Regions from separate parts of the Homo sapiens genome. Here region 1 is linked to region 2. A link is an interaction called in ENCODE POLR2A ChIA-PET data of the cell type or tissue named here. Cell type or tissue: PC-3. All regions are shown on one strand. Each heading gives the region's core, and the rest is flanking DNA. Links, peaks and the distances in the headings are about the cores only. Region 1 holds the start of PTPRQ (protein tyrosine phosphatase receptor type Q). Region 2 overlaps PTPRQ (protein tyrosine phosphatase receptor type Q).

What was found. ChIA-PET counts read pairs that join two places held together with the same protein. Peaks named below come from ENCODE experiments on the same cell type or tissue, not always from the same donor. Only the 100,000 strongest peaks of a DNase experiment are listed, where the experiment ranks them.
Region 1: POLR2A ChIA-PET joins it to region 2 with 11 read pairs; 2 of 35 experiments call an interaction of 5 or more read pairs at or near these places.

The regions. Positions count from the first base shown.
Region 1 is chr12:80,438,211-80,453,662 of GRCh38, forward strand. PTPRQ (protein tyrosine phosphatase receptor type Q) reads left to right here and starts at 6,025. Exons shown (of 45, transcript NM_001145026.2): 1 at 6,025-6,189; 2 at 6,531-6,639; 3 at 7,281-7,507. The coding sequence starts at 6,136. In PC-3, for the core only: no CTCF peak of the experiment used is centred there; no DNase peak of the experiment used is centred there.
Region 2 is chr12:80,617,934-80,633,385 of GRCh38, forward strand. PTPRQ (protein tyrosine phosphatase receptor type Q) reads left to right here. Exons shown (of 45, transcript NM_001145026.2): 31 at 1,451-1,609; 32 at 2,221-2,443; 33 at 4,128-4,201; 34 at 14,259-14,358. The region is part of intron 1 of LOC105369867 (a long non-coding RNA gene); the gene reads right to left. Among named protein-coding and RNA genes, the nearest start is that of MYF6, 82 kb to the right of the region's middle. RefSeq lists an enhancer at 14,746-15,308. In PC-3, for the core only: no CTCF peak of the experiment used is centred there; no DNase peak of the experiment used is centred there.

The DNA.
Region 1 (15,452 bases), core at 2,416-10,415, 180 kb before region 2:
GGGGTGGGCCTTACTTATACTGCTTAACACATACACTATTATTCTCCTAAATGTGATATATATGTGATAATGCAAAACAAGGAATAAATTTAGAATTCATATACCAGCTTTACTCCAGGATTTGACACTGGTTAGCTGAGTACTACTGGGCAAGTTACCTGATGTCTTTGGGTATCAAGTTTCTGAGAAATTTAAATTAGATGACCTCTGAGATTCCTTTTGACTCATACACATTCTCCTAACACTTTGCACATTTTTGTTCTATTTCTACAGATAATCTATGACTTACAATGCCACAATTTTTCTACTTTACAATGATGCAGAAGCAATATGCATTCGGTACACTCCTCAACTTACATTGGGGTTACATCTGATAAACCCAGCATAGGTGGAAAATGTCACATCAATTATGATGGGTTATCAGGATATAACCCCATTGTAAGTTGAGGAGTATCTGTGTATATTAATAGATACTATATACCTTATCTACTTCTAAAAAGCAAATGTGTTAAATCATGTGTCAAATGTCTTTTACTACAGAGTATTATGATAGGTAATGTATACAATCGAACACACTAAAATGGGACCCATTCTAGAGGTTTTAGTCTGTGGCAGCGTTTCTCAGCCTCACCACTATTGATATTTTGGGCTGAGAGATTCTCCTTTGTGAGGATGTGTCTTGTTAATTGCAGGATGTTTAGCAGCATCCCTGGCCTCTACTCACCAGATGCTAGTAGGATCTTTCCAATTGAGCCAATCAAAATTTTTGTTAGAAAATTGCTGCAAGTCCCCTATGTGGCAAATCACAACTAGTGGTAAATGCAGATATATTTAGTTAGATACAAAGATCAAATAGATCATTGAGCAAAGACTGAAGAAAAAATATGAAAAATTATTTTGTTTATACATAGGTAAAGGAAAGAGTGCAGTTAGTGTGAGTGGCAGGATTTGCTCCCTTAGAGAAAATTTTGTCAGAGGAAAAAGTGACCAAGGTGGTATCAATATCAGGAAAGTTTCATAAAAGATACAGAATGTTTGTTTTCATTTTACTTAAAGAAAAGAGAGCTTTATAAAATAGTAGGAACTTGATGTTCTGGTCGCCTAGTGTGGTTTAGGTGATGGTTTTGAGAGATTGCAGGTAAGTAATTGAAGTCCCTGTTAAAACAGCACAGTGACTTAAGAGATGAGTATAAGAAGAGGAAATGGGAAAAGATGGTAATCTGGGTTCCCTGGTGGAGGTCTCCAGAGCAGGAAGACATCTTGCTGTCCTAGTTTTTATAAACAGAAGAGCAGTGATGATGGAGCAGTGCTTGGGGATCCATTTTGAGCAAAGCATTGAGTGGATATGAGGAGGGGGCTAAGCTGAGAAATGAAGAACAGGTAACATGATGGTTTGACTAAGAGATGACCAGGGCTTTTAGAGAAAAATAGTAGAAATAGCAAGAGACTATTAATCATAGCTTACATTTAGTACTTAGTTCTTACTATGTTCAAGGCAGTCTTCTAAGCACTTCACATGTATTAACTTATTTTATTTTCACAACAATGTGTGAGGTGTTATTATACCCATAGAGATGAGGCTGGTGAGGTATGGAGATATTAAGTATTTTGCTTAAAGTCTTGTTTATATGGCAGAGTCAGGATTTGAACCCAGCAATCCAACTCTAGGGCCTGTGCCCAGTGTCTGTATTAAAAATTGATTTTTACACCCTGGTGACATCCGATATAATGCTGACTTTTTAGAGGATGTTTATTTTATTTATAATTTATTCATAGCCTATTTCTAAAATATGAGGAAGCTACAGGCACTTGATAAGTATACATTGCCCTGGTATGGGACATATTTAGACTGAATCCCTTAAGCCAAAATTAGAGGTCACTTCAAATAATAATCATAGGCTTGAAAGAAAAATTATAGATCATCTAATTTTGTGGTTGAATCTATTTTAAAGTATTAATTAATTCATTTAGGATTTTTAAACCAGCTGTTATTTGTAAGCCACTTTGTGAAAGTTAGAGGAGCACACAGTTATCATAGTGATTGAAAACTTGAAGACTTTGCCTCTGGGTCTAAATCCTGGCTCTACCATTTACCCATTAGCTATGGGACCTGTTGGAATTACTTAAATTCTTTGTTCCTCACTTTTAAATGTCAATAATAGTATTCCTGGTGTTGTTGCAAGTGTTACATAAAACAATATATGAAAGTGCTTAGCACAGTGCATAGTGTGTCATAAACTTAGTAGGAGTTAGTTCTTTTTATTTTGTAAGTCTGCTGCTTGTACATCTCATTATCTGTCATAGAATACATTATGTCCGATCTATAATTTAATCACAGAAAAATTAAAATGTGAGATTTAAAACTTATCAGATACAGTGTTAGTGCAGAGAAAATATAAAGTTAACAATGATGATGAAACTTTTAAAGTCTTAGCATTTTATTTTAAAATATCTGCCCATTGTAGTCTTTTGCTTTCTTGATACCATTTTGATAGGTCTGACTCTTTTTTAATGTTCTGAGATATGTAAGATTTTGTATATATTGGATGTCTTCCCAACTCTGTTGAGCTGTTTCCTTTATAGACAAAGACCATGGGATCTTATTTCTCAGCTTCTCAAAATAAAATTTAGGTAAATTCACTGAAATGCCAAGGAAAAACTTAAGAGATGCTGTAGTAGTTAAAGCTGTACTGTCCAATATGTAGTGTTTGGCAGCATGTGGCTATTTAATCTTGGAATATGGCCAGTCCAAATTCAGAGGTACTGTAAATTTAAAATGTATGTGAAATTTCAAAGAGTTAGTATGAAAAAAATTAATGTAACCACTTCAATAATTTTATAGTAATTATATGTGAAATAATGCTTTTGATATATTGGGTTAAATAAAATACATTATTAAAATTATCTTACATGTTTCTGTTTACTTTTTAAATGTGGCTACTAGAAAATTCAAAACTGCATGTGTGGCTCACGTTATAGTTTTATTGGACATTGATGGTTTAGAGAATCACAAGATATATTAGGATATCTGAGGCTTTAAAATACACTGCAATAAAGAAAGCTGCTTAACTTAAAAAGAACTTATTTGACAAAGTGGTTTGATTACAGAACATCTATTAAGCTCTAATGATATAAGGTTCTGAGGATTAATTTTTAGGAAATTAAAGTCTGGAAGAAACACGTAAATAAACCTAGAATTCCTTTTGCTTGCCCTAATTAAGTTGAATATGAAATGTTTTTTTTCCTCTTAAAACTCCAAACATTTCAACTTCCCAATGTTATTTTTATTGGTTAGTAAGAATTAGGTTGAGAATAGTATTTTTGTTTTTTGGTTTCCTATTTTTTGAGAGATTAAATTCCATGGAGAATAAATTATATATTTATTATGGAGTCTATTTTCAGTTAGTTGAACCTTCTAGCTCTTAACCAGAAAGCTGCACTCTTTCATAATGATTTAAGCATTGCTGTAGATCCTCTACCTTTTTCTGAGTGCAAGCTTTCCTCCTCTCGGCCTAGACTACCATGATTTCCTACTAATTAGCTTCCTGCTGCCATTTTTGCCTTGCTCTAATTTATATCCCATATTTCAAAATTATATTTTTAAACAAAAAACAAGCCCTGTTGCTTTCCTGCTTAAAATTCTTCAGTGGCTTCCCATTGAATTTAGGTAAAAAACCCTAAAATCTCTAGTATGACCTACATGATCATCAGTCTGTTCCCCTTTCTTTTTTGATCCCAGAATCTCAGTCTGGCTTTCCTCAGTTACTCCAATCCTTTTTCATTTCCAGGACTTCCATACACTTTGCTATTTGGAAAGGCCTTTACCAAACTCTTGTGAAGATTCCAGGCCTTCCCTCTTGATCAGATTGGCAATTGTCCAGACCAATATATTTTTCTTTGTCTTGGTGAGACATAGTTCATTCCTAAGCAAGGGTTCTTCAGTCCAGGAAACCACATCCCATTTCACTGCCATCCCAGTAACTAGTGCTTCACTTCTCACATCTTCCTTTTTCTTCCAAAGTCTTATTCCATATCTTCATTAGTTTCTTGTCTAAGACTTCATAGATACTAGTTACTCTCTGGGGTCCCTGAAGCAATAGTATTAACCCTCACACAAATCAGTAAATGTGAGTAGTAGTTGGTTAGACGGATCAGTCATGGTAGATTTTTGTGTATTTTAATGTAGCAGATAGGAGATTCAAGCTTTTTTTCTCTCAAGCTTGAGAATACAGAGGGCATAGGTCTGGCTTACCTTGTAAAAAATGCCAGCAGCTAACAATGAAATTCTACCCAACACAGGCTGGGTATTTCTCTGATTTTTTGCCTTGGGTTTACAGTATTCCTAGAGTTACCAGAAAACTATAGTGGACAATTAGCGGTGGATGCCAAGAGAATGCTTGGAACTTTGAGAATGTTGGGGTGGACATTAATCAATTGATATAAGCTTTGGGTATGGAGGACAACGTTATGTTATAATCATTAGAAGAAATTTCAAAGGCGATAAAGAAAAACTATTTCAGAAACGCTCTTCCCTGAAACACCAAGAAAGTGACCTATTATGTTAATATTTTTGTTATATGCAATGTGCCCTGTTAGTTTTGTTAGAAAATGTACATTTTATTATATCCATTTTCAAATCGTTTCTGGTAGTGGGGTTTTAAAATGATAAATGAGGTTCAAAATTAATTCCAGCCTCCTTTCTTTTAGAAACAGTGTTAGATTGAATCTGCATCAGGCGTGTTTTCACATGCTTGGCTTCATAATCTCTCTTCCTCCCCCTATATTGTTTGCCTGGAATCTGCACTAAAGATAAGGCAGAGTGCAAACCTGACTCATTGGCAACCAATCAGAAGAACTTTATGTGGAAAACTCCCTTCGAGGAGGTACAGGCAGCATGAACAAAATTTTTGAAAAAGTGGAAGCAAAGGTAGAAAAATATGGTTGAAATGGCTAAAACAATTGGTACTTGTTTTAAAACTATATTTCATTTCTGATATGAAACCTTATCTTTTCTTTTAAAGAAACACCTAACAAAATATTTATCAGATCAGCACCACAGTAAAGGGAAAAAGACATTAAAAATTAAAAAAGATAAAATAACAAATATTTATCAGAAATGCTCACCCTTCAAAAAATCTGGAAGATTTTGATTATATATTTTTCCAATTATCTTCTGTTTGGTAAATTTCCAAGTAATTGGATAAATAGTTTATATTTACTTTGTTTTAAAATGACTCAAATTTTCAATTAGAGCATAAGCTTTCAAAAACAATCTGGTCAACTAGCAGACTTTTAGCAAATAAGACATATTTCAGAAACAGAAAATTAATTGTTATATTATTTATGATAGTTATACCTAAAACCTAGGTGTTGTTAAATATTTACATGTTTAACACCCAAGTATACTTAGAGATCATTTATTGTACTCAGTGATTTCTAACAACATGATTATTTTGGAACTTGAACCTATACTATTTGTTTTCATTTTTTTGAAACTTTAGGAGAATAACTTTATTTTAAACCTCTATTTTTCAATATCAGAACCAGAACAACCTGAGAAACTTAGAGCCTTCAATATTTCCACACATTCCTTTTCTCTGCACTGGAGCCTACCCTCTGGTCATGTGGAAAGGTATCAAGTGGATCTTGTTCCTGACAGTGGCTTTGTTACTATCAGAGATCTTGGAGGTGGAGAATATCAGGTATAGTTTTCATTATTGTACTTGCCGAGCCTACTTGTATTTATATTTTGCTCCTAATAGGAAAGTTCTTTATTTTATGAAACCCATCTACCACAAAAACTTACTCCTTGTTGGGTTTTTGAAAGCATAAGTTGAAGACAAAAACGTTGATGTCAAACTGATGAGTGTTAAGTTTCAGCATTGGTGGACTGTTACCTTAGCAACATCTATGCTGCTTTTTTTTTTTTTTTTTTTTTTTAAGTTCACCCTGAACCTACAGCCAGTCATCCAAGGGTTCATGAATAGTTTAACAAAGAAAAGGCAGAGCTATTGAGTAATATGGGCTCATTAATTGTGTACTTGCCAGAAGGATCTGTCTTTAAATCATTAATGCAGGCAACATTTCTCTCTAGAGCCATCAATGTGATTCTACTGGCTGAAAAATGTAATAAAGATGGATTTTCTTATCATTTTTCTTTTACTTTTTATTGGGACTTCAGAGACACAGGTATTTCGTATACACTCTTTAAAAACAAGGGCTAAGTCATGGGCTGTAGATTTCTCAAGACTTGAATAGTTGTTCCTTGTGACAGTGAACTAGGATAGATAGAAATGCTGACTTAGGCTGTGATAACGCAGTACGTTTTGTAAGTTTTTATTTTAAAGTCATTTGGTAAAAAGTTATATAACATATTTGTATCTTACAATAATATGGAACTTATTGTGATGTTATAAACAGTGCAGAGTTATATAGTGAAGAGTTAATTTTTGTTATAGTGATAGATTTATTTTAGCTTGCTTGCTTTCCAGAAAGAATTTTAATGCAACTATTTGTTTGTGGTGTTCTAGGTTGATGTTTCCAATGTCGTTCCTGGTACTAGGTACGATATAACCATCTCTTCAATTTCTACAACATACACCTCACCTGTTACTAGAATAGTGACAACAAATGTAACAAGTGAGTATATGTTTTAAATTACTTTGTAAGTAAAGTATTTGGAGTCAGTATAATTCTACTGGATGGAAATACTTATACTGGCAACATGTACATTAAATTCATGAAAACAGTGTAGAATAAGGCAAAATGGAAACAAGAAAGTGATCTGCTTAGAACCTGCATTCTGCTGTTTCTTCAGCTTCCTTTACTTTCAAAGTGCAAAGATAATTACTCTATACTTGTTTGTGAAATAGATCAGAGAGACTGTTAATGCTAACATTTAAATAATACAGAACCATGAAAATGAACTGGCTACATTTGCTCAGGAAGGATTATTCCATTTGTAAGATTATTTCTTGTTTTCTTAGTTTTTCTGTGTAAGCCTTGCGTAAGTGAATTTCTTTTAAAAATGATTTGGCAACAAAAGTATATTCGGCATGTAGTATTTATTTAGTAGCATTCCATTTTTCACATTCTTATAAAGGAATGCTTTTGGTATTCCACATAGTATTTTTTTAATAGTAACAGAGCTGTAGGGAGTGTGAACTCATATTGCTCTTTGGAAATTTCAAATTTTACATTTATAAATACTGTTATTATGTATTTTTGTGAAAATGCAATAATTATTTGACCTTTTAACAAAATGGATTTTTTAAAAATAGAACCAGGGCCTCCAGTCTTCCTAGCCGGGGAAAGAGTCGGATCTGCTGGGATTCTTCTGTCTTGGAATACACCACCTAATCCAAATGGAAGGATTATATCTTACATTGTCAAATATAAGGAAGTTTGTCCGTGGATGCAAACAGTATATACACAAGTCAGATCAAAGCCAGACAGTCTGGAAGTTCTTCTTACTAATCTTAATCCTGGAACAACATATGAAATTAAGGTAATTATTTTGTGTATGACTACTTAGTGTTCAAACATTTCATTCATTTTAAAAGTGTGGGAGGTTTTTCTCACCTTGTCAAGCCTTTACAGCTGAATACAGTCAGTGACTGACAACGTTCACAGTCATGGCCTCACACCCACCTGAGATTTTAAAACTTGGTAAAATGTTATTGTGTCTTTTCATTTCAATTTTATGCATATTTATATATTACCTATTTCATTTTTTCTATGAATATTTTTGCATATATTTATATACATGTATGAATATAATACAATACTCTAGGAAATAAAAATTATGTAAAGTTAAAGAAGGAAAACTTAAATGCAAACAAGAGGCCAGGGTAGTTTGAATGCAGGTATGTAAACCACAGGATGTTACACAGTTATTAAAAATTGACTTGCAAACTTTATTCTCCAAATTCCTAGAAACCACAGTAAAAAGGGCAATAAATCTGTTATACAATTTACGTATGAAAATTGTATAATAATTGCATATGGGAGCTCAAGTTTTTTTTTTTTTTGGTGCTTTAGACTGGAAAGAAAGTCTTCGTTGAAGGATTAATAGCTGCAGGACTGGATTTTGTAAACTTCTTTCCATAACAGTAAAATAATAAAAGTATACTTAGTAAAAATAATTTTGCCAGGTTTTGAGATATTGTGGTCTAAGAACATGGCCTTGTTCTGTATATAAAATTTAGACTCCAATGAAATGTCTTTTTTTTAAATTATTTTTGATTCAGGGGACATGTGTGCAGGTTTGTTACGTGGGTATATTGTGTAATGGTGGGGTTTGGGCTTCTAGTATACCCATCACCCAAATAGTAAACATTGTACCCAATAGGTAATTTTTCAATCCTCACCCTCTCCTACCCTCCCCATTTTTGAAATCCCGTGTTTATTATTTCCATTGTTATGCCCATGTGTACTCATAGCTCCCACTTGTAAGTGAGAATGTGTGGTATTTGATTTTCTATTTTTGAATTATTTCACTTAGGATATGTTCTCCAGCTCCATCCATGTTGCTGCAAAGAACATGATTTTATTTTTTATGCCTGCATAGTATTCCATGGTGTATATATACCACATTTTCTTTACCCATATGATAGATACTTAGGTTGATTCCATGACCTTGCTATTGTGAATAATGCTGTAATAAACATGAGTGATGGTGTCTTTGTGATACAATGATTTCTTTTCCTGGATAGATACATAGCAGTGAGATTGCTGGGTTGAATACGGTAGATCTATTTTCAGGTCTTTGAGAAATCTCCGTACTGTTTCTCATAGAGGTTACATTTCTAGCAACAGTGTATTAGTGTTCCCTTTTCTCTGCATCCACACTGCCATCTGTTTTTTTGACTTTTTAATAGTAGCCATTCTGATTGGTATAAGATGATGTCTCATTGTGGTTTTAATTTACATTTCTTTGATAATTCCTAATGTTGAGCATTTTTTATATACTTACTGGCCACTTGTGTGTCTTCTTTTGAGAAATGTCTGTTTATGTTTTTTGTCCACTTTTTAATGGGGTTTTTCTCCTTGTATTGTTTTCATTCCTTGTAGATTCTGGATATCCATCCCTTGTTGGAAGCATAATTTGCAAATATTTTCTCCAGCTCTGTAGGTTTTCTGTTTACTCTGTTAATTATTTCCTTTGCTGTGCAGAAGCTTTTTAGTTTAACTAAGTCCCATTTAAGTCTATTTTAGTTTTTGTTGCATTTGCTTTTGATGTCTCAGTCATAAATTATTTGCCTAGTCCAATATCCAGAAGAGTTTTACCTAGTTTTTCTTACTAGTATTTTTATAGTTTCAGGTTTTATATTTAAGTCCTTAATCCAGAATGTGCTAATTTTTGTATATGCTGAGAGCTAAGGATCCAGTTTCATTCTCTTGGATATGGCCAGCCAGTTTCCCCAGCACCATTTATTGAACAGAATATCCTTTCCCCATTGTTTATTTTTGTCAACTTTGTCAAAAATCAGTTGGTTGTAGGTATGTGACTTTATTTCTGGGTTTTCTATTCTCTTCCATTAAAGTATATCTGTATTTTTCTATCAGTACTGTGCTATTTTAGTTACTATAGCTTTGTAGTATAATTCGAAGTCAGGTAATGTGATGCCTCCAGATTTGTTCTTTTTGCTTAGGATTGCTTTCATTATTTGGGCTCTTTTTTGGTTTCATATGAACTTTAGGATTGCTGTTCTAATTCTGTGAAAAATTACATTGCTAATTTCATAAGAATTGTGTTGAATCTGTAGATTTCTTTGGGTGGTATGGTATGTTGATTCTTCCAATCCAAGAGCATGGAATGTTTTTCCATTTGTTTGTGTCATCTCTAATTTATTTCATGAGTGTCTTGTAGTTCTCCTTGTAAAGATTTTCACCTCCTTTGTAAAATGTATTCCTAGATATTTTATTTTTTTTGTGGCTATCGTAAATGGGATTGAATTCTTGATTTCATTCTCAGCCTGAATGTTATTGGTGTATAGAAATTCCACTTATTTTTGTACACTGAATTTGTATCCCAAAACTTTATTGAAATTGTTTATCAAGTCTAGGATTATTATTTTTGAGTTGTCGTTAGAGTTTTCTAGATATACAATTGTGTCATCAGTGAACAAAGATAGTATGCTTCCTGTTTTCCAATTTGGATGCCTTTTTAAAATTATTGTACTTTAAGTTTTAGGGTACATGTGCACAATGTGCAGGTTAGTTACATATGTATACATGGGACATGCTGGTGTGCTGCACCCACTAACTCGTCATCTAGAATTAGGTATATCTCCCAATGCTATCCCTCCCCACTCCCCCCACCCCACAACAGTCCCCAGAGTGTGATGTTCCCCTTCCTGTGTCCATGTGTTCTCATTGTTCAATTCCCACCTATGAGTGAGAATATGCGGTACTTGGTTTTTCGTTCTTGCGATAGTTTACTGAGAATGATGATTTCCAATTTCATCTATGTCCCTACAAAGGGCATGAACTCATCATTTTTTATGGCTGCATAGTATTCCATGGTGTATATGTGCCACTTTTTCTTAATCCAGTCTATCATTGTTGGACATTTGGGTTGGTTCCAAGTCTTTGCTATTGTGAATAGTGCCGCAATAAACATACGTGTGCATGTGTCTTTATAGCAGCATGATTTATAGTCCTTTGGGTATATACCCAGTAATGGGATGGCTGGGTCAAATGGTATTTCTAGTTCTAGATCCCTGAGGAATCGCCACACTGACTTCCACAATGGTTGAACTAGTTTACAGTCCCACCAACAGTGTAAAAGTGTTCCTATTTCTCCATATCCTCTCCAGCACTTGTTCTTTCCTGACTTTTTAATGATTGCCATTCTAACTGGTGTGAGATGGTATCTCATTGTGGTTTTGATTTGCATTTCTCTGATGGCCAGTGATACTGAGCATTTTTTCATGTGTTTTTTGGCTGCATAAATGTCTTCTTTTGAGAAGTGTCTGTTCATGTCCTTCACCCACTTTTTGATGGGGTTGTTTGTTTTTTTCTTGTAAATTTGTTTGAGTTCATTGTAGGTTCTGGATATTAGCCCTTTGTCAGATGAGTAGGTTGTGAAAATTTTCCCCCATTTTTTGGGTTGCCTGTTCACTCTGATGGTAGTTTCTTTTGCTGTGCAGAAGCTCTTTAGTTTAATGAGATCCCATTTGTCAATTTTGTCTTTTGTTGCCATTGCTTTTGGTGTTTTAGATGTGAAGTCCTTGCCCATGCCTATGTCCTGAATGGTAATGCCTAGGTTTACTTCTAGGGTTTTTATGGTTTTAGGTCTAACATTTAAGTCTTTAATCCATCTTGAATTGATTTTTGTATAAGGTGTAAGGAAGGGATCCAGTTTCAGCTTTCTACATATGGCTAGCCAGTTTTCCCAGCACCATTTATTAAATAGGGAATCCCTTCCCCATTGCTTGTTTTTCTCAGGTTTGTCAAAGATCAGATAGTTGTAGATATGCGGCATGATTTCGGAGGGCTCTGTTCTGTTCCATTGATCTATATCTCTGTTTTGGTACCAGTACCATGCTGTTTTGGTTACTGTAGCCTTATAGTATAGTTTAAAGTCAGGTAGTGTGATGCCTCCAGCTTCGTTCTTTTGGCTTAGGATTGACTTGGCGATGTGGGCTCTTTTTTGGTTCCATATGAACTTTAAAGTAGTTTTTTCCAATTCTGTGAAGAAAGTCATTGGTAGCTTGATGGGGATGGCATAGAATCTATAAATTACCTTGGGCAGTATGGTCATTTTCACGATATTCATTCTTCCTACCCATGAGCATGGAATGTTCTTCTTTTGTTTGTATCCTCTTTTATATTTCATTGAGCAGTGGTTTGTAGTTCTCCTTGAAGAGGTCCTTCACGTCCCTTGTAAGGTGGATTCCTAGGTATTTTATTCTCTTTGAATCAATTGTGAATGGGAGTTCACTCATGATTTGGCTCTCTGTTTGTCTGTTATTGGTGTATAAGAATGCCTGTGATTTTTGTACATTGATTTTGTATCCTGAGACTTTGCTGAAGTTGCCTATCAGCTTAAGGAGATTTTGGGCTGAGACGATGGGGTTTTCTAGATATACAATCATGTCATCTTCAAACAGGGACAATTTGACTTCCTCTTTTCCTAATTGAATACCCTTTATTTCCTTCTCCTGGCTAATTGCCCTGGGCAGAACTTCCAACACTATGTTGAATAGGAGTGGTGAGAGAGGGCATCCCTGTCTTGTGCCAGTTTTCAAAGGGAATGCTTCTGGTTTTTGCCCATTCAGTATGATATTGGCTGTGGGTTTGTCATAGATAGCTCTTATTATTTTGAGATACGTCCCATCAATACCTAATTTATTGAGAGTTTTTAGCATGAAGCATTGTTGAATTTTGTCAAAGGCCTTTTCTGCATCTATTGAGATAATCATGCGGTTTTTGTCTTTGATTTTGTTTATGTGCTAGATTACATTTATTGATTTGTGTATATTGAACCAGCCTTGCATCCCAGGGATGAAGCCCACTTGATCATTGTGGATAAGCTTTTTGGTGTGCTGCTGGATTCCATTTGCCAGTATTTTACTGAGGATTTTTGCATCGATGTTCATCAAGGATATTGGTCTAAAATTCTCTTTTTTGGTTGTGTCTCTGCCTGGCTTTGGTATCAGGATGATGCTGGCCTCATAAAATGAGTTAGGGAGGATTCCCTCTTTTTCTATTGATTGGAATAGTTTCAGAAGGAATAGTACCAGTTCCTCCTTGTACCTCTGGTAGAATTCGGCTGTGAATCCGTCTGGTCCTGGACTCTTTTTCGTTGGCAAGCTATCGCTTATTGCCACAATTTCAGAGCCTGTTAGTGGTCTATTCAGAGAGTCAACTTCTTCCTGGTTTAGTCTTGGGAGGGTGTATGTGTCGAGGAATTTATCCATTCCTTCTAGATTTTCTAGTTTATTTGCATAGAGGTGTTTGTAGTATTCTCTGATGGTAGTTTGTATTTCTGTGGGATCAGTGGTAATATCCCCTTTATCATTTTTTATTGCATCTATTTGATTCTTCTCTCTTTTCTTCTTTATTAGTCTTGCTAGCGGTCTGTCAATTTTGTTGATCCTTTCAAAAAACCAGCTCCTGGATTCATTAATTTTTTGAAGGGTTTTTTGTGTCTCTATGTCCTTCAGTTCTGCTCTGATTTTAGTTATTTCTTGCCTTCTGCTAGCTTATGAATGTGTTTGCTCTTGCTTTTCTAGTTCTTTTAATTGTGATGTTAGGGTGTCAGTTTTGGATCTTTCCTGCTTTCTCTTGTGGGCATTTAGTGCTATAAATTGCCCTCTACACACTGCTTTGAATGCGTCCCAGTGATACTGGTATGTTGTGTCTTTGTTCTCGTTGGTTTCAAAGAACATCTTTATTTCTGCCTTCATTTTGTTAGGTACCCAGTAGTCATTCGGGAGCCGTTGTTCAGTTTCCATGTAGTTGAGCGGTTTTCAGTGAGTTTCTTAATCCTGAGTTCTAGTTTGATTGCACTGTGGTCTCAGAGACAGTTTGTTATAATTTCTGTTCTTTTACATTTGCTGAGGAGAGCTTTACTTCCAACTATGTGGTCAATTTTGGAATAGGTGTGGTGTGGTGCTGAAAAAATGTATATTCTGTTGATTTGGGGTGGAGAATTCCGTAGATGTCTATTAGGTCCGCTTGGTGCAAAGCTGAGTTCAATTCCTGGGTATCCTTGTTAACTTTCTGTCTAATGTTGACAGTGGGGTGTTAAAGTCTCCCATTATTATTGTATGGGAGTCTAAGTCTCTTTGTAGGTCACTCAGGACTTGCTTTATGAATCTGGGTGCTCCTGTATTGGGTGCATATATATTTAGGATAGTTAGCTCTTCTTGTTGAATTGATCCCTTTACCATTATGTAATGGCCTTCTTTGTCTCTTTTGATCTTTGTTGGTTTAAAGTCTGTTTTATCAGAGACTAGGATTGCAACCCCTGCCTTTGTTTGTTTTCCATTTGCTTGGTAGATCTTCCTCCATCCTTTTATTTTGAGCCTATGTGTGTCTCTGCATGTGAGATGGGTTTCCTGAATACAGCACACTGATGGGTCTTGACTCTTTATCCAATTTGCCAGTCTGTGTCTTTTAATTGGAGCATTTAGTCCATTTACATTTAAAGTCAATATTGTTATGTGTGAATTTGATCCTGTCATTATGATGTTAGCTGGTTTATTTTGCTCGTTAGTTGATGCAGTTTCTTCCTAGCCTTGATGGTCTTTACAATTTGGCATGATTTTTCAGTGGCTGGTACCGGTTGTTCTTTTCCATGTTTAGTGCTTCCTTCAGGAGCTCTTTTAGGGCAGGCCTGGTGGTGACAAAATCTCTCAGCATTTGTTTGTCTATAATGGTTTTTATTTCTCCTTCACTTATGAAGCTTAGTTTGGCTGGATATGAAATTCTGGGTTGCAAATTCTTTTCTTTAAGAATGTTGAATATTGGCCCCCACTCTCTTCTGGCTTCTAGAGTTTCTACTGAGAGATCCGCTGTTAGTCTAATAGGCTTCCCTTTGTGGGTAACCCGACCTTTCTCTCTGGCTGCCCTTAACATTTTTTCCTTCATTTCAACTTTGGTGAATATGACAATTATGTGTCTTGGAGTCGCTCTTCTCGAGGAGTATCTTTGTAGCGTTCTCTGTATTTCCTGAATGTGAATGTTGACCTGCCTTGCTGGATTGGGGAAGTTCTCCTGGATAATATCCTGCACAGTGTTTTCCAACTTGGTTTCATTCTCCCCATCACTTTCAGGTATACCAATCATACGTAGATTTGGTCTTTTCACATAGTCCCGTATTTCTTGGAGGCTTTGTTCATTTCTTTTTATTCTTTTTTCTCTAAACTTCCCTTCTCACTTCATTTCATTCATTTCATCTTCCATCACTGATACCCTTTCTTCCAGTTGATCGCATCGGCTCCTGAGGCTTCTGCATTCTTCACGTAGTTTTCGAGCCTTGGCTTTCAGCTCCATCAGCTCCTTTAAGCACTTCTCTATATTCGTTATTCTAGTTATACATTCGTCTACATTTTTTTCATAGTTTTCAACTTCTTTGCCTTTGGTTTGAATTTCCTCCTGTAGCTCGGAGTAGTTTGATCGTCCGAAGCCTTCTTCTCTCAACTCGTGAAAGTCATTCTCTGTCCAGCTTTGTTCTGTTGCTGGTGAGGAACTGCGTTCCTTTGGAGGAGGAGAGCTGCTCTGCTTTTTAGAGTTTCCAGTTTTTCTGCTCTGTTTTTTCCCCATCTTTGTGGTTTTATCTACTTTTGGTCTTTGATGATGGTGATGTACAGATGGGTTTTTGGTGTGGATGTCCTTTCTGTTTGTTAGTTTTCCTCCTAACAGACAGGACCCTCCGCTGCAGGTCTGTTGGAGTTTGCTAGAGGTCTACTCCAGACCCTGTTAGCCTGGGTACCAGCAGC
Region 2 (15,452 bases), core at 5,066-13,065:
TCTTCCTACTGAATCCTGCCTTTCATCTTCCCTTTTACAGGTGTCATACCTGTGATCTGTGGCACTTACTCCTTCCCTCTGTCCCTTAATTCTTCACAGATAATTCCCCCAAAAAACCTCTTACACATCCAGTCTCATTTTAGCCTTTATTTCTCTTAGTACCCAAACTGATACATTGAGTAAGAAATTTGCATTTGAATCTGATGCTCAAAAAAGAGTGAACTACAGAACCGAGTCAAAAAAATGTGATTCAAATGTTGATAGTTATCTTTGATAACTGTATGACATAAGCTCTTTTCCCTATCTACAAAATAAAAACAATGTTGATAATCCTGTGGGATTATTGAGAAGCTTTTTAAAAAAGATTCTTAAAAATATGGAAATTGAAATTTGGTTAAGTAACTTACTGATGCTCAAGCACTACATTCACACACACACACACACACACACACACACACACACACACACACAGTGAGCTATAAGACCAAATGAAACAAGCAGAGCTTCTATACATATATTTTGGAGATATTTGTATGCATTGATGACAAATTATGAATTATCATGGCTCTTCTAGAAGTTATTCTGTTAATCTGTTAAGGTTAAAAGTACATATATCTTTTGTTCTAGAAATTCTGCTCTTAGGAATCTATTTCATAGAGACAAAAAGATCAGTAAATAAAGCTCATTGTAAAACAAAGCTAATTATTGTAAAACATGTTTAAAAACTGGAGGAAAAGTGAATTCCCATCACCAGATGAACGGTTGAATAAATATGATGCAGCTGCACCATGATATATAATATAGTCATTAAGAAGAATGAGTTAGCTCTGTACCTGGTCACTTGGAAACATTTAACCAAGTTATATTTAAGCAAAAAAAGCAATATGAGGGGTAATTATAATACATACTAGAGCCCCATTAGAAAAAGCAAACAGTGAGAAGAGTGTGTTGTGCATGACTATTTATGTATTTTTATATGATTATGTGAACATGGAAAAAAATATGGGATGCTATCATCTAGATGTTTAGCATGGATTAACTGTGGGAGGGGTGCTAGTATGACTAGAACAGAAATTAGTAAACCAGCTAAAAGAAGCAAAAGAAACTACACTAAAATTATAGTAAAAAGTAAATATGTTTATGCATTTATAAAAAATATATATGAGTGAGAGCATGTATAAATTGAATTTTTAATATGCAAAGAGGAGTCAGGTGCCTGAAAATCACACCTGGGCTCTATTATCTCAGGGAAGTCTCAAATGTATAATTATGCTTTCAGGAGATAATAATTGCTAAATGTCTGCTGTCTCCAAGCACAATTCTCTATAATTTGTTATTTATGTTTGTCATCACTTTATCTGTAAATTAACTGCATGAAAGGAGAAAGATTTTTTCTTTTGTTGATGAAACAATAACATCAATTGCAGTGATATTTCTTCTTTGTTTATAGCTCCAGCACGACCAAAAACCAAACCAACCCCTATTTATGATGCCACAGGAAAACTGCTTGTGACTTCAACAACAATTACAATCAGAATGCCAATATGTTACTACAGTGATGATCATGGACCAATAAAAAATGTACAAGTGCTTGTGACAGAAACAGGAGGTATCATCACATGTCAATTTATCTTGTTAAATTGTGGAGTGTAGATTACTGAGTGCTAAAAAGAATTTAGTTCAAATTAAGATTGACTCCCAGTTATCACACACCTCTTGAGATTAATAGATTGTCAATATTATTATTAATGATACCAATCATTTCTTTGTAAATAAATAAATTATTTATTTATTTTATTTGTAAAACTTTTATAAATGTCATTTATTTATACCAATTATTTATTCTTTTTTACCTATCAAGAAAGGCACAGTTAAAATATGTGATTTATTAATTCCATATACTAGTAGATAAACATGTTTTGATTTTGGTAAGATGGAATCTTGATAGCTTCTTTGGAGGGGTGAACAAGTGAGTTACTCTTGATTGAGGGATGCTCTTTCTCTACCTGATAAATCATCCTTTATAACAGTTCCTGTAGATTCACATGTAACAGAGAAGAACAGGGTTACCTGCCTATACAGGTGGATCACTTGAATTATCTCTGGTGACTGATGTTGCATCGAGAGTCCCCTTATACAATTATAAAAACACTATTTATAATTGTAAAAATATATTCATATGTTACTTGGAATTATTGTTCTCTTTGTTTCTGAAAACAGCTCAGCATGATGGAAATGTAACAAAGTGGTATGATGCATATTTTAATAAAGCAAGGCCATATTTTACAAATGAAGGCTTTCCTAACCCTCCATGTACAGAAGGAAAGACAAAGTTTAGTGGCAATGAAGAAATCTACATCATAGGTGCTGATAATGCATGCATGATTCCTGGCAATGAAGACAAAATTTGCAATGGACCACTGAAACCAAAAAAGCAATACTTGTAAGTATAGGTTATATCTACCATGCATTCTGTTAGCAAGCTAGTTAGTATCTTTCATCCATCCATCTGCCTGTCCTTTCATCTTTCCAATAAGCACTGGATGTCCGCCACGTATAGTGACCTGATTTTTCTGGCACTAGGAATAGAAAGATAAACTGAAAATTATTCTTACATTCCATAAACATACAGTATTATAGGGGAAGCAGGCAACCCTAAGAGTAATTATGATTTGATATAAGTTACATAAAGACCATATGAAAAATGTGCTATTGGAGAACATAGGTATATAGGAGAATTTAATTCTTTCTGTAGAGGACAATGTGACTAATGTGTTTTTCACTTATTATTTTACCATCCATGCTGATGTACAGGATTTTTGAAACACTATCCTATCCTTTGATTTAACAGTGGCTTCCCTTTATGTCACTCATAACAATAACTCTCTGCTTTTTATCTCATGAATGAGTGATAGAAATATTTAATACCACCTTTAATATTTAGCTTTTTGTAGCCCCTAAAAACCCAACATTTTAAAATCAATTTGATATTTTGGCTGTATTAAATTATTTGCTAAATTGATTATCTTCCTTTTGAATTGATTATGTTATTTTTGTATTGTAAGACTACAATTTTTAAAAGAATCATCTTATCCTTGTGTGATTTTCAAAATATAATTTTTACTAGTAATTTTTTAAATGCAGGTGCTTTCATTTGTGCCTGTTAGTTAAAACATTATCAAATTCTTTACAAATATCCTAAGCCAAGTTAACATTGGAAAAATTAGAGAAATTAGGCAAATAAAAATAATGCTTTATCATCTCTATTAAATGCAATTACTTTGGTTCAAATTCTAGGTTATTGCCTGAATAGCTATACACATATGATAGTTATAAAAATGATATACTACCAAGTATCATGTTTATTCATATTTATAGTTTATTTATTTTGCATATTTGTTCCTGAAACAGACTCTTCATATAACAAATAAAATCATAAGAATTTTATAATGGTAGAGGTTCAATCATGTATTGCAACGTATTGGTTTTATGTTTTTAAATGCCCTTGTGCCTTTATTTTTAAATTAAGTAAATTTCAATTGTCTCTGAGGATCTTAGATTCTTTTTGTAATTTTTAAGCTTGATCTTCTTCTGTATCCTTTACTTCAAATGCTATGGAAGCAAAAAAGTATACAAATGCAACTGTGCACACACAGAAATAACAAACATTTTCTTAATGTGTTTATATGTGAACAAGACAAGTTCTATATCATCATTTTAATCTAATTCACTAGCATTTGCAAAAGTGATTGAGGTATAACAGTTATGCCTTTTATTTATAAATTATGTTAGTGTAACACCCTTCACAGATATCAAATCATTCCATCTAAACAAATCCTTGAAGGAGGTGAGCTGATTCAGTTGTTCAAACTGCTAACTGCTCACGAGTTTACCAAATTTTTAGCCCCTGCCTCATCAAATTCAATGGGTCAAAGTACGAGATAATTATTTGTCTCATATAAATATAGCATATATTTCTCCTGATGATGATTCCATTCCAAATTTTCATCTTGTAAATTCATTTTCTTTTGAATTAAATAAATAGTTTTTATAATTACTTCTTGAGTTATTCATAGGAAAAATCACATGATATGCAAAGTGTTGATTTTTCTTTTTTTATTTTATAGATTTAAATTTAGAGCTACAAATATTATGGGACAATTTACTGACTCTGATTATTCTGACCCTGTTAAGACTTTAGGTAAGACATTTTTGTAATTCATTTATAATCTCAACATATTTATCAAAGTTGGAACATTTATTAGTAAATGTATTAATCCATGTCTAGATGTTTTAAAATATAAACTCATTTAAATGTTAATTAGCCTCTCTAGTAATATTTGTGGGTTTTTAAAATTTTTTCTTTTAGGTTTAGGAGTACCTGTGAAGGTTTGTTACACAAACATCTGTCATCTCATCTTAACTATCCTTTAAGTTAGGTCAGTGCTTCTCAGAGGGATTTTATACCCCAGGGGATATTTGGCAAAGTCTGGAGCCATTTTTGGCTGCCATAACAGGATGGTAGTGGTGGTGGTGCATGCTACTGGCATCTAGTGGGCAAAGATTAGGAATGCTGCTAAATTTCCACAATGCACAAAACAGCCCGTAATGTCAGTGGTCCTGAGGATGAGAAACTCTGACTTAAGCCCTAATGTTGACTCCATTTTACAGATGAGGAAACCAACACCCAGATTCTTTCAGTATTTAAGTGGCTAGGCCAGGATTCCAACATTACAGAACAGGATTTCATAACATTACATTACAAATATGGGATTTAGACCTGGGTTCAAATCTTGGCTCTGTCACTTGAGAAAATAATTTAATTTCTATAAATCTGAGTTTCCTTTGTTGGGAAAATATTGATAAGAGTATCATCCTTGAGGGGTTGTTGAAGTTTTGTGTAAAACAACATATATAAATATATTAATATTTTATAGTTAGTAAATTTTTAAAGTTTAATAGCTTTTTTGGATAGGTTATAATAAAATATTTTAGAAACATTTTTATTTAGGAGAAATTATTTCTCTAGAATTTCACTGAGAGGATCACAACATTCTACATTGTTTGTGCCAGGCCCTCAAAAGCCCCAGTTTATTCGTCTTAAAGAATTGCATGAACAGGGTATTTCTGGGGCACCACTTGAAAATGTAAGACTTCATGTGTTGCCCAGATCCTGGCGAGCTGTTGCTCAGTGTATCTTGAACTGCTAATAGACTTCAGTGAGAGTTATGACTGGAGAAAGACGGATTGTCCCACCATTTTTAGCCAGAAATTCTCATTGGGTTATGGAAATACTAATTGTATAAAAAGCCAGCCTCCACAGCCTCTACATGTAGTCAAGGAAACTTTGCATCTTGAAGAAATAGAGGGGGCATGTAGTTTGCTACATAGATGTTTGTAGAGAAATAACAAATTTCTTTGGCTAAAATGTTTGTTTAATTTTATACAAATCATTGGTTTGATTAATTTTACCCAATAATTTCATCATTTTAAAGCTAGCTGATTAGTTTTGTGGTTTTGAAATTGTATCAAGTGTTTCTTCATTTGATAGGTGAGTCTATCACACTCTGATGCCACCACAGTAAAATAAATGTCTTCTTGTCATCAGCATAATTTCCTATAGGTTACAGCATTCATAAGCCATTACTTCAGCTAAGTAGTGATCCTGGTGCATTTGCCAATGGAAGGTAAAAGACCTAGACAAGATAGATAACCCATGTGTCTTAGGAGATAATATTTTATAGGAGCAGTGCTGAAAGGAGCTAGCCTTGCTGTATTGTATGATGTTGTCTTTCATCAACTTACTGGTTTCATACAGATTATTCATGGGAAGGCAACATGTTCCGTCAGTTATCTGAGAGGCAAAGTTGAGACATTCAGGGTAATGGAAATGAGAAAGAAAAGCTATAAAAGGGGGGGAGCGCCAAGCATCAGGAACCACAGTGCACAGGAGCATGATTCCTTAGATTCTGCTAAATGGCTTCTCTCTGCCCAATGATGGCCTCATCCAGCACTATAAGTAATCTCAAAGAGCTCCTCAGCAATGGTCTTCTCTTTCTTCTTTCCACTCACAGTCAAGGTGGTGGAATACAACCATTAATCCTGGAATGTAGCAGAAATACACAGTCAGGTTTTTGATTCCTTCTTTGGAAGTATAACCACTGCCACCCCAATCATCTAGGTATGAATCTTTGTGTGCTCTGGAAACAGAAGGAGTCTACAGTGAGTAAAAGATGTGTAATGAAGGACAGAGCACAGGATCCTGCCAAGACTAAGGAAGGAGGGACTGGTGAAATGTAGACTGGACACAATATATAGAAAGGCACTGGGCTGCTGAGGGATAGTGACAAGGAAGGGTCCTATGTGTCTATGATCAAATTACTCAGAGTTCAGTGTATTTTTTGTAGACCAGTGACATGATGACAGTCTTTTAGGTTGCTCCTTAGAGTGATCTTCCAGGGACTCTCTCCTGAGATACAGCAGCTTTGTTAATTGGCCTTTGCCCTACAGTGCTTATTCTGGATTGACCACATGGAGTTCTGCTATTTAGATAGTCATTTATAGCGAGTAAGACAGTGACAAGTGGAATCAAAGGAACTTGCTTGGTTTGTAATCGTTAGTTGTAGTGAAATGAGAATGCACCCCTGGAGCAGAATTCCTCAATGACTAGCAAAGCAGCCCAGCCATTTCTCTGGTTAATGGATTTAACACCATCAATTACTGTTGTCATATTTGCTTTCTACCAGACTATTGAGTGTCGTGGTTCTATGGAGATTAGAGTCACTTTCATAGGTCAAGAAACAAACAACATCCCCTAGAAGTGGTCCTGGTCCATTTGACATTGATAGAACGCTGTAGATCAGGGGTGTCCAATCTATTGGCTTTTCTAGGCCACATTGGAATAAGAAGAATTGTCTTGGACTACATATAAAATACATCAACACTAACAATAGCCGATGAACCAAAAAAAATTGTAAAACCATATCCTAATGTTTTAAGAAAGTTTACAAATTTCTGTTGGCCCACGTCCAAAGTTGTCCTGGGCCACATGCAGCCCATGAGCTGCGAGTTGGACAAGCTCGCCACAGATTCAAAAGAGTTCTTAGTAAAAGAACATTGCCAGGGAAGAAACTCTAGAAGAACTCAAAAAGAAAACAAAGTTGATCAATTCTCCAATGGTTAGTGGCAAGAATGGTTTCATGGTTGTGAGAATGAAGGCAGGCAAATAATAAAGTGCATTCATATAATACCCCTGGTGTCATCAGAAGATGACAAAGGGTGATTGAGTCCTTTTTTTCTCTCAAATATGTCATGTGTTGGGATATATGAATCATTTGCAGCAGGCTAGGGACTCAAACATTCCTGGTAAGCTGCTGAAGACATATGTGTGCATGTAATCCCAGACTACAGAGAGAAGTCTAGGTCCCATCAAGGTCATCCACCCACCAGGGGATAAGCATTCATTCACTGGTATTTTGCACACCACAGGCAATGAGCACTAAGCCGAGTTGCCTGTCTGTTGAAACTTTGGGATTTAAGAGCTTTTGCACGACTCTGTTTCCACAGACCATTGTAGTGGTAATTATGCCTCTCAGAGACGTTATTATTTGGAGTTTAAAATTAGGGGCAAAAGAATCACCATAGACTGATAATCTTAAAAATGTTTAAGTTTAGTGAAAGGGACTAATGAAAGTACAAGTGAGAGATGGCCAGGTAGAACTTCACTGGATGGATAAGTATGAGTCTGTGGAAGAGCAGTTTGCATTTAGGGAAACCTTTCTGGCCTGTAGGGATAAACAGGGAAGATAACGTATGCATTATTTTAATCCTAAATAAATACTTGAAACTTATTTGATTTCGTTTTTACTCAAGATTGAGTATTGGCATTTTTATTATCAAAATTCACAAAAAACCCTCTTAAACTTTTTGAAAAAATCTTCCCTAGGCACATCAGTTTATGGAAAGTGCTTGTAGGCAATGTTTTGATTACAAGGTTTAATTATAGAGGGATCCTGTGATTTGAAAACCAGACACCCGTTTCTGTACCTTACAGGGCTCTCATTAAAGCTGAACATGATGAAATCTTAAACCCCATGGCAAAGGCACTCTGTGATTGTTTTCTTTTGTCATAACACTTCTCATTTAATTACTATGCTAACAATGAAAAGTTCCAATGTGCTCACTTAGATTCAGAAATAGGGAGTTGCTATGTATCTTTTGCATCCAAAGGATTACTTCCCTAAAGTCACCAGAGGAACAGAGGAAGATTGTATTTTGTTAACGAGACAGTGGTAATGTGGTGGTGAACCTCACATACTCTGTAGTCAAGACAGACGTATTTCAGGCAGGCTTGGTATATATTGAATTTATGAGATTGTGGGTTAGTTACTTAAAAAATTATTTTTAAGTTCTGAAATCTTATTTCTAAAATGAGAATACTAATACTCATTTTAGAAGCTAACTAGGAGATTAAATCAGATGAATAAAATGGATGAATAAATATGAAATGTTTGTTAATAAAGATACCTGTCATTGTTTATGTACCAAGTCTTTAAGGGGTTTTACATATAAACTCATGCATCTTCACTGCAACTCTGTAACAACACCTCCTATTTACATAGCGCCAATTTCTAGGTAAGAAGTTTGAAGCATTGTGTTTTTTACTAACTTGACCAAGCTTTTTAACCATCCCAAAGGTGGTGGCAGAACCTGCTTTCAGACCCAGGCAGCGTGACCTCAGTCAGTGCTGTACTTGTAACCACTGCACACACTACCTGCAAATCACTAAGTCCCCAAGTAGCCCCCAGTTCATTACTATGGGTGATGTTTCTGCTCCCACAACCTATCTTTGCTGTACCATTTTCTCTTCTTGATAGTTTTAATTATTTCTAGCAGCTCTCTTTTCTCACACTTTGTCTTGGCTTTTGAGGTTAGTGTTCACAGATAAGCATGTGTTGCTTTTGTGTTTAGAGATATGGTTTCTTTTTATTTTTTTAACACCGAATAATGTGACTTTTCTCACACCCTAGCAAACACTTTATTAGCTACCTTTAAATTTTTTCCTGTCTGTATGGATGAAAATGATGTTCATCCCAATGGGGTGTTTTAATCTATATGTTTAAAATTTTATTGAATATTGACAAATTATACACGTATATATTTATGGGGAACAGAGTGATGCCATGATATATGTATACCATGTGCAATTATTGAATCAAGTTAATTAACAAATCCATCACCTCAAGCACTTATCATTTATTCCTCCTATCTAACTCTATTTCTTGACTTATGGAATTGAGTAACTTTTAGTAAATTATTTGCTCAGTGTTTGAATACCCTAGGTGACTAGCACTGGGCCAAAAGAGAAGATGAACTCCCTATACTTTAGTCCTGTTATAAGAACTCAATTTTTATAATAATAATAATAATAATAATAATAATAATAATAAAGAAGGAGGAAGAGGAGGAGGAGGAGGAAGGGGAGGAGGAGAAGAAGGAGAGGGAGAAATAAGGAGGAAAAGACTTTCCATTTTATATGCATCTTTATCAGGAGCCAGGCATTGTACTATGAGCTTTATATCTAATTGAATTCAAGTTTCTCCTTAGAGAATAGGCTTAAAAACAGACTTAAAAAGTTGGATACATATGCTGAATTTAAATAATGATAACTTCAGTCAGAAGATAATACTTATGAAAAATTAGTGCTTTAGAATTATGATTTGCCAAATTATAGTAGTACAATTTATTATGTAAACAGACCAATTTAATGTGATTTGTCACAGGATTTTAAGTCTAGTCAGAAATGACTTGCACCTACTACAAAAAGAAACATGTTTATATTTTTAAGTAAAAGAATTCCATTTTCTATTAAAGGATTTGGAGAAGTGACATCATTCTCTACTGTTAATGCTCTGTGGGTCCATGCATAACAGTGAATCAGAAAGTGTACTTGATAATCAGGGAACATTTTGTCCTCTCTTAGTGACACTTTTGTAATTCATGTGCCCAAAGGATTACATATTGTTTATTAATATATTATATGTCATTTCCTCATTTGGCCAGTGCTTTGAAATGGTAATCTAATCTAAAAAAAATTTTTTGTGTGGTCTATGAGAACATTTTTTTCCCACTGAGTTCTAAGGCCCAGTGATTCATTATTACCTAATAAAGAGGATTCTTTATTCATCTTCATGCCTCCTTTCCCAAGCATATCCAATTAGAGTCACCATGTGAAAATTCATAAATCAAACCGTTCGTATTTTAATGTATAAAAAAATGTACCTAAAATACTTTAGGTGATACATGCTGCTTTCTCATTTTTTAAATTTAGCAGGAGATTCTAGCAGACCATGAAGTGCTGATAACTGTTTTAAATTCAGTATTTATTCAAATCCACCATGCAGGATAGCCACAGGAACTCTTTTATATTGGTAACATTACATAAGTACCAATACAGGACAAAAAGATGAAGCATTAATACGTGCCTATTTTACACATTGGTAACCTATTTTGTCACTTGACTGTAATACTTTGTGCAGTAAAATTATAAATTATGTAACTTAAAATTGATTACAATTATAATTAGTAGTTGTGCTTAATAATTTTTATATTCTTATTTGGTTCAATGCCTGATCTTCAAACACGAACATTTTTAATCTTTTTCAAAATCAATATATTTGTTCATTAGTAAATTTAGCAAATATTTATTTAATATTTACTCTGTGCCCAGTACATCTCTCAGACCGTGGAATAGTTTTGTATAAAACAAAAACCCCTGTACTCAAGGGGGCTTACATTCTGGAGGAAAGGACAGAGAATAAATAGTAAGAATAATAAATAAGTGATTTATATGTTAAAATAAGATAAAGTTATGGAGGAAAAAAGTAGAACAGAGGGAAGAAGGAGGGGGAGGAGGAGGCAGAAAATGCAGGGAGTTGTGTCTTTCAATTTTAAATAGTGTGCTGTGTTAGTCTGCTCAGGCTGCCATCACAAAATATCATAGATGGGGTGTGTTAAACAATAGAAGTTTATTTCCTCACAGTCCAGAAGGCTAGAAATCTAGGATCAAGTTTCCTGCCCATTTGGTATCAGGTGAGGGCTCTCTTTCTGGCTTACAGATGGTTGCCTTCTTGCAGTGTTCTTACATGGCCTTTCCTTGGTGCATGGATGGAGATAGAGAAAATATGGTGGGGGGAGGAGGAGGAGAAAGGAGTGAGTGGCACACACACACACACACACACAGAGAGAGAGAAAGAGAGAGAGAGAGATGGAGAACAAGCTCTCTGTGTCTCTTCTTATAAGTCACTAATCCCATCAGATCGGGGCCTCACCCTATGGCCTCATTTAACTGTAATTCCTTTCTTACTCCAAATACAGCCACACTGGGGATTAGGGCTTCAACATATTAATTTGGGGGAAACACATGTATTCAGCCCATAATATATGATCATTGAGAAGGTATTTCAGCAAACCTTTAAAGGAAGTGAAGTGGCTACCCAGAAAGATATACAAGGCATACACACCTTTGCAGGCAGAGGAAGAAGCTGCTGCAAAAGCCATGTGTCAACAATGGCCTTGTGTTATTCATCAATAAGGAGGCTAATCTGGCTCCCTAGGAGTGAGCAAGCAAGGTGGGGACTGGAAGGGAAATCAGAGGGGTAACAGGGGACCAGACAGTTAATGAGGGACCAGATCACACATGCCACTGGAAGGATATGGGCTTTTCTCAGTGGGAGATGAGGAGGATTTTAAGCAGAGAAATAATGTTTTAAAACGATTGTCCTTGCTTGTATGTTGAAAATAGGTGGAACAAGGACAAAGGTGGATACAGGCAGACTTGCTAAGTTTTTAATTCATGCAAGACAGGATGGTGGCCTAGATCAGATTATCAGCAGCAAAGGTGGAGCAAAGTGAATGGAACATACATAAAACTAGAAAAAATGGTGTCATGAACCCCCAAATACCTACTAACTCAATTTAATAATAATTAACATTTGGCCACATTTGTTTTATTTAGACATTGTTCACTTATTTCTGAAGTAAAGTAAGTCACATAACGCATATTCCACTCCTAAATACTTTAGTATGTTTCTCTAATAAGTACATTTTTATTATATTGCTGTGATTAAACTTAACAATAAATTATTGATATTATTTAAGCTACTTGTATATACGTTTTCAAATCAGTCTTTGATTTTTTTCTTTAAAGTTAATTTATTTGAATCAGGATCCAAATAGGAATTTACACATTATCTTTGATTGTTCTGTTTCTTCTATTATTTTTTTAAAGAGCCTTCTTTTCTCCTTTCCTTCCCCCCTATGTCATAGACTCCCTGAAGCAATCAGATAGGTTGTCACGTAGGAAGTCCCATATTTTGGATCTGTCTGGTGGTTTTCTCTTGATGTCCTTTAATTTTTTTTCTTTCCACCACTTTCTTATAAATTAGAAATAAGATCTAAAGCTTTGAGTATTCGCAGTCAACATTTTTGTCAGAAGTACTTTATAGGTCTTGCTCACTAGATCAAAATACCTTCCATCAGGAAGTGTAGAATATCTGATTGTTACACGTGATGCTAAAATTGATCAGTAGGCTTGGTGGCAGCAACAGCATGATCCTTCATTGGAAAGTTGGTTTTGACCACTTATAACAAGCGTATAATCTATACAGCGATATTTTGTCATCCTGTAAATGTCCAATTCCCCATTAACTTTCCTCCTAATCATTTTAGAATACATTTATGTTTGTTACCTGAATCAACTATTTCGTTAGAAATACTGATTATTAATTTTTTTTTATTTTGAGCTGGTGTTTTGCTCTTGTTACCCAGGCTGGAGTGCAGTGGCACGATGTCGGCTCACTGCAACCTCCACCTTCCGATTTCAAGCTATTCTCCTGCCTCAGCCTACCGAGTAGCTGGGATTACAGGCGCCTGCCACCACGCCCAGCTAATTTTTGTATTTTTAGTAGAGACGGGGTTTCACCATGTTGGCCAGGTTGTCTCGAACTCCTAACCTTGGGATCTGCCTGCCTCGGCTTCCCAAAGTGCTGGGATTATAGGCATGAGCCACCGTGCCCAGCCCTGTTTATTAATTTCTAATTTTGTCACTCCTTTAACATTTATGCAGCAAAATTATCTTCTAATAATGAGCTTTATCTCCTTAACTAGGGCTATTTTTAAAAAGTCATAAAATGTAGTTCAGATAAGAAACCCAGAAAAGTATACATTTCAATTATAAATTAATTAAGAATATTTAGGCCAAGGAGATGGTCTAGTTATAGCCAGAGTTTACAAATTAGTACTTTTTTTAAACTATTGGGTACTGGGCTTGATACCTGGTTGATGAAATCATCTGTGCAAAAAGCTCCTGTGACACAAGTTTATCTTATATAACAAACATTCACATGTGGCCTCCGAATTGAAGATAAAAGTTTAAAAAAAAATCAGTATTTTTGTTATTTGTATTTCTTTTATTAAATAATCTTATTTTTTATTTCTGATCAATTTCCATTTTTATTAAATATAAGGCTTGAATTCTTCCCTCTTTGGCCAGTAGGAGCCCCTTCAGGAGGATCATTTGTTCCTTTTATACCAGTAGCCTTTTGTTAGCTTCCTAGATCTCTAGCACCATTATATGTCTTGAATTTGTTTAGTTCCTTCCTCCCACTTTGCAATTACCATCTTTCCAAAGTTACATAGTTTCTTTGGTGAAAATTACAAATATGTTGAAGATAGAGCCTACAGGATTTCCTCACATGTTTTGGATGTATTCTATGAAAGAGAGTCAAAGATGACTCCAGGGTTTTGGCCTTAGCAACTACAGTAATGGAGTGTCCATCAACTGAGAGGTGGGAGGATACAGTTGAAAGGAGGGAAGTGTACATGTTCAGTTTTGGACATATCAATTTAACATTTTAAGTATACTTCAAAATAAAGACGTCTGGTAGGCAGTTAGATATATAAGTCTGAAGTCTGGTGGATAAAAACTAAGTAGTCATCATCATATAGATGAAATTAAAACTGTGAGGCTAGATGGGCTCACACTGGGAGTGAGTTTAGATAGAAAAAGCAAGAAGACCCGGGACTGAGCCCCAAAGTTAAAAAATCTAGGAGAAGAGGAACAAACAAGCTGCTACATTTTACTAGTATTCTTCAGCAAAGAATATTTTCTTATGCCAAGATAATATTTTTTGGTAGTTTGGGATTCAAAATAAGATTCCATAATAATATTTAATGATCCTGTTATCCCTCTTCTCCAGGGGAAGGACTTTCAGAAAGAACCGTAGAGATCATTCTTTCCGTCACTTTGTGTATCCTTTCAATAATTCTCCTTGGAACAGCTATTTTTGCATTTGCAAGGTAAGATTTATTTGCGCTTACATTCCAGGATGCTTTATGGGCATTATATCAGTCATAGTCCAATCAGGAGACAGAAGCCACAACAGTTACTTGAATGGGAAACATTTTTATTTTTAATAGACAGATAAAAATGTATTTATCATGTACAATATGATACTTTAAAGTGTATATGCGTTGTGTAGTGACTAAATCTAGCCATAAAAGGAAAGAAATCCTGCCATTTGAACAGAAAACATTTAATGTAAAGAATTGTTAACTAGCAGAAATGGCTAACTACTAAAGAGAGTAAAAGAGAAATCTAAGAGTCCAGAAGTAGCAAGCAAAACAAAGCAGCTACTCTCTTTAACTTGAAGGAGAGAGGACAGTAAACAACTAAGAACTGAAAGAAGTTGTCTCCCAAGACTTACATGGAATCGCTACTTCTAGCACATGCAACCTATCACCAAACAGTGAGCAAAGAAATATGACAGAGGGAAGGGGTTGGAGCTGTTCCGTAGAAGCTACCCGTCATTATTAGATGGTAGGCAGGCTGAAATTGGTAATAGAAGCATCCCATTCTTGCTGAATGGTGTAGGTGAGCTGGTACTACTTGAGACTGTTCACGAATGGCATGGGCAGAACGTTCACTTCAGAGGCAACAAGAGCTCATCCAAGTGAGCTGCTGGGCTCTCACAATGAATAACAATAATGCAGGATTGGATCCCACAAGGGCAGTGTTTTCCTCTTCCTACTGCCTCTCAGGGTCACTCTAGTGCCCTCTATTGACAAAGCCTCACTTTCGGCCGGCTGGCAAAGGAGAAATGCAGGTTCCAGCTCCAATATCAAAGAGCACAGCAAAAAAAAGGAGGTTTGGAGATGAGAGACAACAAGGTGAAAACACAAAAGCAGAAGCTTTCAGGCCACCTACATCTTTTAAAGTAATTTGTAACTCTTATAGGTTTAATTTAAAATATCTCAATCAGGTCTAAATATTAAAGTTTATACAGAAAGAGATCTTTTTTATAGTTAGAACAACACTTGTAAAATATCCAGCTTCCTTATATGGTAGACCCCCTTCTCATGCTTACTTTCTGAACATGTCTGTGCTGAATTTT